Regions from separate parts of the Mus musculus genome. Here region 2 is linked to region 1. The links are chromatin loops, found by intact Hi-C in ENCODE. Cell type or tissue: gastrocnemius. All regions are shown on one strand. Each heading gives the region's core, and the rest is flanking DNA. Links, peaks and the distances in the headings are about the cores only.

What was found. Peaks named below come from ENCODE experiments on the same cell type or tissue, not always from the same donor. Only the 100,000 strongest peaks of a DNase experiment are listed, where the experiment ranks them.
Region 2: a loop joins it to region 1, with 2.1 times the contacts of the local background. A loop is called at or near these places in 2 of 42 quality-filtered maps.

The regions. Positions count from the first base shown.
Region 1 is chr9:110,843,368-110,851,058 of GRCm38, forward strand. It overlaps Prss46 (protease, serine 46), which reads left to right and starts at 1,139. Exons shown (of 5, transcript NM_183103.2): 1 at 1,139-1,267; 2 at 6,260-6,437; 3 at 6,629-6,891. The coding sequence starts at 1,183. In gastrocnemius, for the core only: no CTCF peak of the experiment used is centred there; no DNase peak of the experiment used is centred there.
Region 2 is chr9:110,794,185-110,801,875 of GRCm38, forward strand. It overlaps Prss42 (protease, serine 42), which reads left to right and starts at 4,001. Exons shown (of 5, transcript NM_153099.1): 1 at 4,001-4,224; 2 at 4,528-4,684; 3 at 4,974-5,236; 4 at 6,627-6,787. The coding sequence starts at 4,014. In gastrocnemius, for the core only: no CTCF peak of the experiment used is centred there; no DNase peak of the experiment used is centred there.

The DNA of each region.
Region 1 (7,691 bases), core at 1,916-5,915:
GACACAGAGAGTGTCTCTCTTTTAAGTTCTCTTTCCACTTCCTCTCCCCTTTCTGTGTCCTTTCTGCTGTGTCCAGAGCATATAGACTATAGAACTACCATTTTCTACCACCAGTCCCTAAGGGGAAACGTTTGATTTGCTTGTTTTTGAACATCGCACAGCAAGTGCGATTCCATTTCGGAGGCCTTTTTCAACTGCATTATGAGATTTTCCACAGAGCCACATGCAGCCACACTCAGTGCTGGGGAGCCACTAGGCATCCATTCTCTGAGGCAGCAGGGAGGGCCTTTCCATGAGGCTTCCCCACAGCCCCCCTGTGAAGTCTGCCCTTTGCCCGCCGCCTCTATAACTGTCCCTAGGGTGAAGCTTGTGTACTCTGCACATCTGATTCACTAGATGGTCCCCTACAGTGATCATGTCACTCCATCCCCCTCAGCAGCTGTAAGTGTGTGCCACCACGGGTGGCAGGGGGCAGCAGAATTGGGGTGCAGTCATGGACACTGTGAGGAACACGGATCCTTAGGGGAAGAAGATGTCTCAGGTGGGGAGGTGTCCAGACACTGTTTATTCTGTTGAAGGATAAAGACTCAAGCCCGAAAGACTTCCCTAGCAGTCCCACAGCCAGCACCCCACCCTTACCCTCCCCAGGACCTGCTCTCTTTTGAAAATACAGTCCCAAAGGAAAAATGGAAGTCTCCAGTTATAGAGCAGTTGTACATTGTGGAAAAGGAGTTGTGTCTCAGTTTCCGTATCTCTAGGGGCTCATCAGTGGAGACTGGCATGAATTCAGGGCAGCTCCATGGGCTAACCATAAAACACTGTCACAAACCTCACCCCTGGTGCTATCAAAGCAACAAGGGACAAGGTCACAGGCTCAGAGATAGGCATGAAGGCCTTTGCTGAGAGCTGGGCTCGGCAGACATTGTAATGGACCAGGCATGGTCGGATTGGTCACAGGCTCAGCACTGAACCCCCAAAGCACCATTCCAGGGTGGCGTCCGACAGCCTCCCTCCACGGCTGTGGCAACCATCCCCTTAAGGCTGCATCAGCAGGGTGAGCCCTTGCCCTCGGGCAGAGGCCTACCCTCTTTGATCGTAAGTAAACAACAGAGTTCTAGAATCCTTGCACCACGGAGACACTCCATCTTGTTCTGAGGAGCAGTAAGGGCTGGACTCTGTGCCATGGCGTGTGGATCAGTGGATCCTCACGGTCTTCTCTCCTCTCCACTTGCTTCTGCCAGACTTAATAGTCTGCCCTATATGGAAGGTAGGACCGAGGAGGGATCTGAGAGCCTGGTGTCTACATTGGTTGTCCTCATACCTTCAGGGCCTCCAACTGTCAGTACTGGGACCGGTACATCCTCAGGAGGCTGGTGGGATGGGTGTGAGCTGTGACCTCTCATGACCCACGTGTCCCATACAGAGTGGCACCAGCATCGGTTTTCAGGGTGACCACAAACAGATGAGGGAAGAAAAACAGGGAACAAACTAACATCCATGGTATGGATGAGCTTGCCTGGGAGTCTTAGGTCTTGTGACAATGACTGGGCTGTCTGAGTGTCCCCTCACCCTATACCAATTCTCAGATGAGATGGTTGACCTCAGTGGTGGATGCTGGGGCCTCTGTTTCACCCAGGAAACCTGGGTCCAGCTTTAGTGCTTTGTGTGTGGTAGAACCGGGACTCCAAAAACAAAACAAAAACACGCAACAACAAAACCCCAAAACACAGAAACAGCTTAATAGAGGCTTTGGGATTGAAGTATTTGAGTGGCAGAGGACATCCAGCTTCCCTTCCTGAGAAAGGTAGTTTGTGTGGTAGGAGCCCTACCTTGAGTCACCTGCTGGCTATACATTTTGTGCTGGACAGGCGCTAGCTGGGGTGGTAACTGGGAATGGAGTGCATATTCCCCAGCTTGGATACCGTCCTCTTCCATCATGGTGTGACACCTCTCTCCTGGACTAGTGCACTGTTGAATGAGTGACTGAACCCTGAACTTCACTATACTGTCAGGCAGTAGTGATGTTTTCGGGCGGTTAGGTTATGTGCAGCTTTAGGCACCAGCATGGGAACTAAGTGCTGTGCCTTAGGTGAGGGTGGGAGTCAGCTATGACCTTACAGAAACAGAGTCCACAAAGCCAATAATCTTTGGGGTGTCCACCTATGAATGCAAAACAAACAAAGAAACAAACAAACAAACAAAGCACCAGGATCCTGTTTGTTTGTAAGTGGTGGGGCCCAGCTTCTAGAACGTCCAGACAGAGTATCAAGGTCTGAGGAGGAATCCATTTGAACCCCTGAGTGCCTGCTACAGACAGAAGAGTGACTTTGGAACAAGGTTGATCTGCAACACACTGCACACGAAGGGTACAAAGAACCCATCATGGCTGCGGGGATGGCTCCGTGGTTAAGAGAGTGTGCTGTTCTTCCAGAGGACCTAGGTTTGGTTCCCAGCAGCCACATCTGAGGCAGCTCACAACTGCCTGTAACTCTAGCTCCAAAGAATCCACCTGCATTCACATGCACACGCAAAGACATTGCCATAACACACATACACAGAGTTAAAAAATAATACAACTATTAAAATCAACCCATCATGCTCCCTCCTTGGAGCAGATAACTGCTGTTAGCATCTCCAGACTGAATGCCATGAGTCCTATGTAAGGTTTAGAGGAAGGTTGGGGTCAGTCCTGTCTTGGACACAAGATCTTGGAAGATCTGTTCTTTGAGGCCCAATGATCTTACAGAGGGTGAGGAACACTGAAGAAAGGGCCAACCTTAACCCCAGCGTTGTCACTGTGGGACTGGTGAAGTTTTTTTCCCCAGAACTTTGGCTCTCTCTGGGGTTGTTGTTTTATGGGGGGGAGGGGGAGGAAAGGGCAAACTTCTTAAACTGTCCCCTGACTATCAACACTGAACAGTCTTGGTTAAGATAGACTGAAATCAGAAACAGAAAGGTCTTAGTCACTGTCCTATTGCTGTGATGAAACACCATGCCCAAGACAAGTTATCAGAGGAAGCGTTTGATTGAGGGCTTGCTTACAGTTTCAGAGGGTTAGACTATGATCATCATGGAGGGACACACGGCCACAGGAAGGCCGCCATAGTGCTGGAGCAGTACCTGAGACTCACATTTGATCCTTGAGTTGCAGGCAGAGACTGGGCCTGGTGTGGGCTTTTGAAACCTCAAAGCTCACCCCCAGTGACACACTTCCTCCAACAAGGCCACACCTCCTAATCCTTCTCAAACAGTTACTATGGAAAAGCATTCAAATATATGAGCCTATTGGGGGGGGGAGCATACTCATTAAAAACCACCAGTGTCCATAAAGAAGAAACAATAGCAGCAACAATGGATGGCCGTGAGCTTACCATTGTGTATGAGAAAGTCCAGGAATGTGGCTCTCTGTGGTAGGGGTGGGGATAAAGGAGAGAGGAGACAGGCATGGAGATGGGATGCAGGCATGAGCTGAGCATCCAGAGAAGAAGGCAGTACTGTGTGGAGACTTAGGGGTCTGCACGGTGCCTGTAACCCCTGTGGAAGGCCAGTAGTTGAAAGAACATTCTGCCCACAGGGGTCTATGACAAGGGAACAGTTACCTCTGATAGCAGGAGCTGGGGAGTTTAAAGATTTGTCACACGAGGTGGAGGTTGGGGATGGGAGAAGAACCTCCTAATGAAGGTAGAACTGCCTGTCCTTTATATAAAGTCAGGAAGCAGAGAGAGGCTTGGTGAGTCCTAGACTCCTTTGAGGACATGTCTCTACTGATGTTAAAGCCCCTCACCAGATCCCACCTCCGTGTGAGCATGTGCACCTATGTAGGCACATGTGTAGGCTGGGGGTTGACATCAAGATGTTCCTCTAAATCACTTTTCCACCATATTTTTTGAGACAAGGTCTTTCCCTGAACCTGGAATTCACCATTTCAGTCATACTGGCTGCCAGGAGAGCGCCTAGGATCTACTTGTGTTGGCCCACAAGCACTGGGGTTACAGGTGTGTCCACTGCCACATCTGCCTGGGAATCACGATTGCACAAGACCTTACCATCTCTCCAACCATAAACCATACCTCTTAAAGGTCTAAACCCTCTATATCACTTCCTGAGGACCAACTCTATATATGGACCTTCAAAGGAACACACAAATTACATCCACGCCATAGTGGTTTCAACAAGCTAGGACCTGTCTGATGTTAACTGCTAATAGGTAGTTTATCCTGGGTATTAGAGTTATCCATCGTCCCTTAACCATCCCAGCCCCCACCCCCACCCCAGACTGTAGCCGTTGAGCCCCAACACTGTTCTACGTTGCATGGTGTACAGCTGAGGGAAGCAGACTCTGTGCTCTGTGTCATGGCAGCGTCTGCTAGTGTGACATAGTTCAGTTCCACCTGTTTGAGGAGCTCAGTGACTACATGTGATGAAATGTCCCATTTAAAACAAACAAGACAGCCGGGCAGTGGTGGCCCACGCCTTTAATCCCACCACTTGGGAGACAGAGGCAGGCGGATTTCTGAGTTCGAGGCCAGCCTGGTCTACAGAGTGAGTTTCAGTACATCCAGGGCTACACAGAGAAACCCTGTCTAAAAACAAACAAACAAACAAACAAACAAAGACAACAACAAAAGCTCCCCTCCCCCATCAAAGATAGATCAAACCTCACTCCCACTGTGTATGGCGCCACACATCTGTAATCCTAGAACGTGGGAGATAAAGGAAAATCAGGATTACACCATACTTTGACTGGCTAGCCTGAGCTACATAGACCCTGAATTTAAGAAGAAGGAGGAGGAGGAGGAGGAGAAGGAGGAGGAGGAGGAGGAGGAGGAGGAGGAGAAGGAGAAGAAGGAGAAGGAAGGAGAAGGAGAAGGAAGAAGAAAGAAGGAGAAGGAAAAGGAAAGAAGGAGAAAAGAAGAAGGAGGAGGAGGAAAGAGAAAGAAAGAAAGAAAGAAAGAGAGAGAGAGAGAGAGAGAGAGAGAGAGAGAGAGAGAGAGAGAAAGAAAGAAAGAAAGAAAGAAAGAAAGAAAGAAAGAAAGAAAGAAAGAAAAAAAAGAAGGGGCTGGAAAGATGGCTAATCAGTTAAGAATACTGTTTTTCCAGAAGAACCAGGTTTGATTGACAGCACCCAGGTCAAGCAGCTCACAACCATTTGTAACCCCAGTTCCAGGGAATCTGATATCCTCTCTGTGTATGGCACACACATGATGTGCAGAAGTATATACAAGCAAAACACCATGCACATAAAAATAGAATCAAATAATAAAAAGGCAAAACTAACTAGTTTAGTACAAAGACTAAAATCTCAACCTTATCTCCAGTTCAATGCAAGCTCCTATCCTCCTGTCCCTGTTCTTGAGGCCAGGGAGAGACAGGCAAGCCTCTTTATTTCCTGGGTATGTATGAGCTAGGGCTATAGTTGTGCAATAAAACATCATGCAAAAAAAAAAAAATAAAGAAAAAAAGAAGGAAGAGAGAGAGGGAGAGAAAGAGAGAGAAAGCAAGAAAGAGGGAAAGAAAGAAAGAAAGAAAGAAAGAAAGAAAGAAAGAAAGAAAGAGAGAAAGAGAGAAAGAAAGAAAGAGAAAGAAAGGAGGGAAGGAGGGAAGGAAGGAAAGAAGGAAGGAAGGAAGGAAGGAAGGAAGGAAGGAAGGAAGGAAGGAAGGAAGGAAGGAAGAAAAGAAAGCCAGCCAGCCGGGCAGTGGTTGCATACACCTTTACCAAAGGCAGGTAGATCTCTGTGAGTTTGAGGCCAGCCTGGTCTACAGAGTTCCAGGACAGCCAGGGTTACACAGAAAAGCCCAGTCTCAAACAAACAAACAAACAAACAAACAAAACAAAACAAAACAAAACAAAACAAAAAACAAACCTGTCCATGTATTTTTAGATGCAACCAACAGGAGTCCTGGGCACGAGGCCCGACACTCGCTCAGAGTTGATGATCTCACCCTCTGGTGATTCTCCCCCCCCCCCCCAGTCATCCATACCACGGGCAAGAATGAGTCCTGGGGTGATTGCTCATAACCATAACAAGTGTCAGACAGTTGTCTGGACTACTGTTTAAGGGAGTTTCTTTATAACTGGGGCCTCCGGCTGCTTCTGAGTCAGTGGTTCCCAGTTTTGAGGTGGTAGCTTCAGTCCCTCCCCCGACATACGCCAGTGGCAGTGACTGCTTGGGACACAGCTAAATGATGTGTTGGTGGTCTGCCATGGCCCATGGGATGAGGGCTACCCTTTGCATCCCTCTCTCCACTCTCCCCTCAGGTCCCTGGATCTGGTCCTGTGGTCAGACCAACATAACCTGCAAGGTGGTAAATGGGAAGGCGGTGGAAGTAGGCAAGTGGCCGTGGCAGGTAAGCATTCTTTTCCTGGGAATGTACATCTGCAGCGGCTCCCTCATCCACCACCACTGGATCCTCACCGCTGCACACTGCTTACAAAGGTCAGCTCTGGGGCATCCGCATTTGAGGGCTTGGCTTTCAGGCCTTGGTGGGGGGTGGGGAGTGTGGATGGGTCTTGGTGAATCTGGGCATTTGGGAGTGGAGGACATTACCGGAGGGAGCCTATCACTCAGAACCTTATTGTCACTCATGCCCTTACTACTAGTGATCTGAATCTTCTCTGGGCCTGCAGATCCAAGAACCCGGCTAAATACACTGTGAAGGTGGGAGTCCAGACCCTCCCAGACAACAGCACCTCTGAGCTCCTGGTCACTAGAATTGTAATTCACGAGAACTTCATCAATCGCATGTCTGACGACATCGCCATCCTGAAGCTCAAGTATCCTGTCACTTGGTCCCCCCTCGTCCAGCCAATCTGTCTCCCCTCATTCAATTTAAAGCCAAGCATTGGAACCATGTGCTGGGTCGTCGGGTGGGGACTTGAAAAGGCCGAAGGTGAGTGCAGTAGAGCAGAGGTCTCAAGACACCTGTCTTTGCAGAACACGGTCATGGGGTCACTCACTCATCTCTTCATTCACTCTGTCATCTGCAAGCATTTCCTGAGCCCAAAGATACACTCAGCATTCAAGGATAAGAGAGACAAGTGACTTGCGAGGACCTCAGCTTCCAAAGTTAAAGTGTGTGTGTGTGTGTGTGTGTGTGTACACCTGTGCTAATGTACACACGCCACAGTGTGTACTTGAAGGTCAGAGGACAACGTTCAAGGAGTTGATTCTTTCTACCACCATGGGCCCTCGGACCAAGCTCAGTTCATCAGACTTGATGTACTTGCTAAGCCATCTCACCAACCCCCAAAGCCCAGTTACGTCAGATCCTACACCAAGTCCTTAGCCTGCCACCTAGTAGGAAGTTACATCTTTGGCTGCTCATAGGGATTGGCAGATACAATGAGGCATGGAGGTGGCCTCTCTAGTCAGTGTGTACCCATAATCCTCAGAGATGCAGCCCTATTGGTGTTATTGGAGTCCTGGCAACCTTTCAGCAGGTAGCAGGTGCCATATCTAGCTGTCTAGGGTCTTGCTGCCTTTCCTAGGAGCAGTGAAGCAATGCTTATTCTCACAGACCCAGAATTGTTGGGAAAATATCTCCTTGTTCTCACTTGATACTTGATTATCACCCTAACCCCCTGGGAGACTTTTGCTTCACTTGTTTTGTTTTAGTTTAGTTTGTTGTTGTTGTTTTGTTTGTTTGTTTGTTTGTTTTTTGAGGCAAAGGTCTGTCTACATAGCCTTAGC
Region 2 (7,691 bases), core at 1,408-5,407, 50 kb before region 1:
AAAGGTGTGCGCCACTATGCTTGACATGAAGTTCTTCATTCATTGTTCTTTTCTAAAACTATGAGATGAGCCCTAAGCAATTAGCTTTTTTCTCCCTCCCTCCCTCCCTCCCTCCCTCCCTCCCTCCCTCCCTCCCTCCCTCCCTCCCTCCCCTGTGATGCCAGGGTCTTACACATGGTAGGCTTCACAACTGAGCTGTGCTCCCAGCTTTGACTATGTCTTCTCTGTAGTGGGAAGTATTGAGATAATCAAACAAGACTTTGTGGTTGCCATGGATACTCTCCTAAGTACAGATTTTAAATACTTATTATTATTATTATTATTATTATTATTATTATTATTATTATTATTATTTGCTTATACCAGTGCAGAGGGTGGAGAGCTGTCGAGTTCTTCTTGGTGTCTGTTCCATTGTAAGTTTACTGGCATTCTCTCCTTGCCTCCGAGATGATGGCTTCTCCACGCTCCTGTGAACCACTCTGCCAGCAGCAGATTGCTATTACTTGTTCCTGGACACTCGGCAGGGTGTGTGAGTGTGCATGAGTGTGTATGCACATGTGCATGTGTGCCTGTGTGTATATGTATGGTTGTGTGTTCATGCATGAGTGTGTGTGCACATGTGCCTGTGTGTATATGTATGGGTGTGCATGTGTGTGTATGCACATGTGCACATGTGCCTGTGTGTGTATATGTATGGGTGTGCGTGTGAGTGCGCGTCTGTATGCTTTATTTCTAAGGGCCACCTCCTTAGGCCGGTGCATATTTGGGGCAGATAATGATGGGTGGGGTCTCCTAGCATAGGTTATCTCATATTGTCTTCACCCATTAGGTGAAGTTAGGTTTTTTTCCTCCTTCCTCTTAGCATAAGACTTTCTTTTGGGAGCGGGGCCGGGGGTGAGAAGAGAAGAGAGTAGCAGGCTCTGAACCTGGCTTCATTCCTCTTGTACAGTATTTCACTCTTGCATGCCTCCTCTAAACCACATTCTAAGCAAGGCTTTCTTTGGTCCTTTGCCCTGCCTCTAATCTTTCTCATAAACACTTGATGGAAATTTATGAAGAAAGGCCCATGAAAAGGTGCAAATTTACTTTGGATCTGCAGCTCCTAGAAGTTCTAAAGTCTTACAGTAGGCCACACTCCATACTAAAGACAATTTATTGGGCCTAAAACAGAGTGTGTAAATATATATATATATATATATATATATATATATATATCTCAGTGGTAGAGAGCACTAGCACACATGACCCACTAGGTCCAAACCCAAGCATGTATGCATGTGTGTGTGTGTGTGTGTGTGTGTGTGTGTACAGAAGTATGTGTGGGGCTCAGGAAAAGTCTAGATTGGGTGTCTCCTAGTGGGTTCTGGGGGTTCAATTCAGGTGGTCAGGGTTGCATGGCAAGTGCCTCCTCCAGCCTCTGAGGGATTTGACTGACCGGCAATCTCTGATCTTACCCTCTTGGATTAAAAGGTTCTATAATTTCTAACCTTATGATTAAAAGGTTCTGAAGTATTTTCGTGTTTCTTATAATCGCAACTTTGATGTAATTGCATTAAATGTCCTGCTTAATCTTTGAGGTGGCTTCAGCTTCAACACAAATGAACAGCTTCACGAGGTTCTGACATGAGAGTTAAGGCACTGATTTGGGGAAAGCAAGGATAATTTAAATGGGGTCACATTGGGGAACTTTGTAATCTCCTGCCCTCTTAGCAGCCTCGGACCTCTCTTGATAATAGAAGCAGCCAGCCTCACCGGTTCGTTTGACAGCTCTCACCTTGTTTAGCTTGCAGATGTCAGAGCTTTACTTGACGATGTGTTATAAAGACTCGACACTTTGGGTCCTGTACCACTTCAGTCAGCTTTCCCTGCGTCTGGGTCTAATGGGCAGAATAGCATCCCAGCATGTTCTATTCTAGAACAGGCTCAAAGTATGGGGCGGGAGAAACAACAAAAAACTCCCCTACAAAGAGAATTCACATGGGCTTTGAGTACTATTGGTAGCTATGACTTAAGCCCAGATAGGGAATGTGCTTACCAGAATCTCAGTTTGTTGGTTCAAATAGGTGTGGGGTAACTCTTCCAGCTTTCCACAAAATGTCAGGAGTTCCTTGCTGTGCTGGGCTTGTAGCTCAGTTGGTAAGAGGACCTCCCTAGCATGCACAGAACCTTGCATGGTTTTGTTTTGTTTCCCCCGAGACAGGGTTTCTCTGTGTAGCCCTAACTGTCTTAGAACTCTCTCCATAGACCAGGCTGGCCTTGAACTTAAAGAGATCCTCTTGCCTTCTAAGTGCTGCGATTAAAAGGATGTGCAACCACCACCCAGGTTTTTTTTTTTTTTTTTTTTTTTTTTTTTTTTTTTTTTAAGGTTTATTTATATCCAAGTACACTGTAGCTGTCTTCAGACACACCAGAAGAGAGTGCCAGATCTCATTACGGATGGTTGTGAGCCACCATGTGGTTGCTGGGATTTGAACTCAGGACCTTCAGAAGAGCAGTCAGTGCTCTTAACCACTAAGCCATCTCTCCAGCCCATTTTTTGTTTTAAATATCCCTGCATAAGCTTGGTGTGGTGGTGCCTGTAGTTCCAGTACAGGGAGGTGCAGGGAGGAGGATCTGACGTTCTAGGTCCTTTCTGGCTGCACAGAGAGTCGAGAGGCTTCTCTGCATACGCGAGAGACCCAGTCTCAAAAAGAAACAGTTTGAAAGCAGAGGGTTTCTGATGGGTGGGGGTGCAACTATTGGGATGGATGACCTGCTTTCCCACCCCTCTTGTGACCGAAAGAGCACCCTAAAGAATGTGCCCTTTCCCCAGTCCACTCCTATACAGGAAAACATTTAACTGGGGCTGGCTTACGGTTTCGAAGGTTTAGTTCATTTTCATCATGGTGGGAAACATGGCAGCATGCAGGCAGACATGCCGGAGGAGGAGAGTTCAACATCGTGGTCTGCAGGCAGCAGAAGTGACTGTTAAACCACACTGAGCATAGCTTAAGCACAGGAGACCTCAAAGCCCCGCCCCTGAGCCCCGCCCCTGCAATGACACACTTCCTCCAACAAGGCCACACCTCCTAATACTGCCACTCCGCATGGGACAAGTTTTCAAACACGTGAGTCTGTGGCGGCCATTCTTACTTAAACCCCCACACCAAGACATTGAAACATAAATTGATTTGGCCCTCCTCCTTCAGCTGGGGAAAGTCGAGAAGCACAGAAGGTCACAGGTTGCTGTTATTGTCTCTCTCCATCCTCCCAGGTCAACAGGGATGATGCCTAAGATCAAGGCTCTGAGCATCAGGACGGCAAAGAGAAAGCCGTGAGTTACCACAGAAGACACCAAGGACACAGAGTAGTAGAGATGGATTGACTTATGAGTATCTTTGGTGGCTTACTTAAGAACATATATTTATTTTTATTTTCTGTGTCTGAGTATTTTGCCTGCATGTATGGACATGCCTAGGGCCCACAGAGGCCAGAGAAGGGCACTCCATCCCCTGGAACTGGAGTTAAGAATGGTGTTGAGTTTCCATGTGGATATTGAACAGCAGTCCTTTGCAAGAGCACTGTGCACTCTTAAGCACTGAGCCACCTCTCCAGGCCTGGACATTTGCTAATTTTCTTTCAACTTGTCCCATAGCTCAGAGAGAAGAATAGCCTACAAGTAGAAGTCTGGTGAATGAATCTCGGTTTGAGGTGCCTCTTTGGAGACCTAGGGCTTCCCCTCTCATTCCCAGAGTTCTGTCCTTATCAGTTCTAAGCCAAGCTCCACAGGAAGTAAGGGGTCCTGAATTGGGAGGTCTCTATCAAGGATGGCTGTTCCCTCTGTCCCAGGCCGGGGTGTGCTCAGCGTGCTATGAACTGATTGAAAGCAAGAAGCTGTGATGCCTCTGACTCACTGGCGCCTCCCTGCAGCCCTCCACGGAGCCCGTTTCTCCTGACAGAACGGAGGGCGGCCACGTGAGCCTGGGGAGCGGGTGCCACCTTACTGGGAGATGGAGGGTGGCCTACGTGATGACATGGCGTCCGGAGGTGGCTCCCTGGGCCTCATAGTCTTCCTCTTGCTCCTTCAGCCAAAGCCCTGCGAGGCCTGGGCAGCCGCCTCTGTACTCTCTACTTCCGGTTTCCCCTCAGGGTTTAGTGAAGCCCCGAGGGACAACCCACCGCCACCCACCCGGGTGCGCATGTCCAAGGCTACCACCCGCTCTCCTTTCATGAACTTTTCCTTAGGTAATTTGGTAAGGGTTGTCTGTGGCAAGGGGAGGGCTGGGTCAAGGTCCACACTAAGAGCTAATGACTCCCTGAGAGTCACGGGTGTCGCTCAGGCCACTGTTGTGTAGAGTTCGGTTGCCTTGCCTCTGGGTGGCTTCAGGGGATATGACTGCCTGTATGATGTTGAAGCCTTGAGGGTATGAAGTGCCTGTGGTGTTCAACACTTCTTGGCTATCGTTGGGGGAACGTGTTTTTTTTCTGTGGAAATGCTAACATGAAGAGAGGGCCTAATGCTTATGAGTTCTTTTCATCTTCCCTCAGTGTGTGGCCAACCCTTTATGAAGATCATGGGAGGGGTAGACGCTGAAGAGGGGAAGTGGCCTTGGCAGGTGAGCGTTCGGGTCAGGCACATGCATGTCTGTGGAGGTTCCCTCATCAATTCCCAGTGGGTGCTGACTGCCGCCCATTGTATTTACAGGTGAGGAGTCTTGGGGAGGGATCTGGAGGGAAACCCTGCTGTCTAATCTACCTGCCTGACAGAAACATTCCAGAACAAAAGAAGGGGGTGGCCGTGCTATGACCATCTTGTTACTAGAAATATTTAGGGTGTGGCACAGGCAAAACAGTTGAGAGATTAATAAAGAGTTTTAGTGACAGACACAGGATGATAGAGATTTGGGACATGTTGAGAAGCAGGGACGGAGTGGAAGGGGTATAAGAGAGCTTGGTGGGGTCATGGCTAACGAGGCAACACATTTTTTCCATAGCCGAATCCAGTACAACGTCAAGGTGGGCGATCGGAGTGTCTACCGACAGAATACAAGTCTGGTGATTCCCATCAAGACCATCTTTGTCCACCCTAAGTTCTCAACAACTATCGTCGTTAAAAATGATATTGCTCTTCTCAAGCTCCAACACCCTGTGAATTTCACCACTAACATATACCCTGTCTGCATCCCTTCAGAGAGTTTTCCTGTAAAAGCTGGGACCAAATGTTGGGTGACAGGATGGGGAAAACTAGTGCCAGGCGGTAAGACTGGTGCTCAGAAGACCTTCTTCCTGGGGTAGAAACAAAAGATCCCAAGGGGCACAGAAGAGAAGCAGACTCCTTGGCAGGCATGTGTGTGTGTTTGTGTGTGTGTGTATGTGTGTGTGTGTGTGTGTGTGTGTGTTGTTGGGTAGGCAGTTTGGCAGAAATCAAGGTCATGGTCAGCTTAAGTGATCCTTGGTCTTGTGTTGAAATCTTTTGTCACAACGCAAACATCTGATGACAGCCCACAGAAGGTATCCCTCTCTCCTGGGAACTGGAAATGTGTCAAATCTCCTTTTGCAGATTTGTGGGGCAGTATGCTGAATGGTTATAGGAATTGCTACTTTCCCAGTGGACAAAGGCCAAATGTGATGGAATTCTCCTGTGTGGATATCCAGATCTGATTTATTTTATTTGGTGTGTTATAAGTGTTTTGCCTCCATGCATGTCTGTGTACCAAATGCCTGACTGATAGCTCTTGGGTGTCACCGCCCCCTGGGACTGGAGTTATATATGAGTTGTGAGTCTCCACACGCTGAGGGAGGTGAACCCAGGTCTCTTAACTGCTGAGCCATCTCTCTAGCACCTTGGGTGGATTTTGCCTCACGAAAGGATGATCTGCTGGCCAGCTTCTCAGTGGAAGTTCCTGCCTTGGTATTTATGGAGTTCCTTGTGCCTAGGGGAATTGGGTGAGCCACGGGTCTCTGTTGGTATGCATCTTATCCGTGAGAAGAAGTCAATTGCGATACCTTTTAGGGTTCTATCTCCTGAGAGCCTGTGATTGTGTTCTAGAAAGTGAAGAAAATTGGCTGGGTGTGGTGTTACGTGCAGAACTATGGATAGTTCGAGACTAGTCAGGGCTATGGAAAGACCCCATCTCACTGACAAATAAAGGATGGACAGGCTATCTCCTCTCTACCACACTGACATCAGTAATGAGTTTGATGGGCTGTCATTTCTTCATCCTCTCAGGTCTTGCTTCCTTTCAGAAATACTACTCTTCTTTTGTCTTAGTTTCCCCCCCTTGAAGCATGAGAATTGGACCCAGGGCCTTAAGTGTGCTAGTGAAGAGCTCTAGCACGAAGCTGTATTCCCTGCCCTTTCTACTTTTTCTTTTGAGGCAGAGCCTTGGACTCACTCACACTGTAGCTCAGGCAGGCCTTGCACTTGAGATTCTCCCACCTTGGCCTCCCATGGACTTACAGACTTAGGCCATTATGCCTGGCTCAATCCTGCCTGTTACTCAATGTTTTTCCTATCACCGTTTTTAGGTTTACTTTCTTCCGTGTCAGATGGGGACAATATTAACTTTTGTCCAGGGGGATTCTTGGGTGTTTGCATGCTTGCTGTCCACTGAGCAGATTTAGACGCTGCTGGTCTTTTTCATCAGCACCGGATGTTCCGACAGAAATCCTCCAGGAGGTGGACCAAAATGTCATCCTTTATGAGGAATGTAATGAGATGCTGAAGAAAGCTACCTCAAGTTCTGTGGATCTCGTCAAGAGAGGCATGGTCTGTGGCTATAAAGAAAGAGGAAAGGACGCCTGCCAGGTACGTTCACAGACTCCTTTCTTAGCCCCAGATGTCAAGGCCTGAGTCATTTGCTAACTCTTTTACTCAAGAAAATTAATGGGGAGAGTCCCAACACCCCATGGCTCCAGGAGCTGGCCTCACCCTATCTTTCTGCGTAGCACAGGATAGCCTTAAACTTGAGATTGGCTTGCATCAACCTCCCACATGTTGAGATTACGGGGAGACACCACTGTGTCCAGCTGGTTTGGTCCTCTCTAAAGGACCTGTGTAGGTGGATGTGTGGGGTTCCTGTGTATGTGTTGAAGTTGGGGGTGGGTAATATAACAATGCTTTGCATCTAGTTCCCCTATGTGGCAGTTCCCACCACAAAGGGAACATGAGCTCATGTTCACTCAGTTAACTCATATCACAACCTGACAACGTAACACCATAGCTATCAGACTGCTGTGGAAGTCCAAAGACATGAACTGAAGATCCTCTTGTGATATTGTTTTTAGAGATAGGGGTGAATATGCGTAGGGGATCGGAGGTCTGAGTGGACTTCTTATGTTGTCCTAGTGTATGGTATACACTTGTAATCCCAGCACTCACGAGTTTGAAGTAGGAAGATCAAAAGCTCAAGGTCAGACCAGCCTACATAGTGAGTGTGAGGTGAGTCTTGGATATGTAGTAAGATCTGGTCTCCATTTCAGGGATGGGAAGTGAAGAGCAGTGAACAAGAGACCTTAGGCTTGTACCCCACACTAGGGTAGAGGATGCAGATGTGTTAAATACCTGGAGCAGTAAAATTGGGCTGAAGGTGGCCAAGTTTCTAGAGTGGCCCAGGCAAACATGGGAAGTGCAGCCGGGTGAACATGGTCAGATTTTCCTTTTAGATCAGTGGCTCCCTTGGATGTATAATTCCAGAATTAATGTCTTCAGA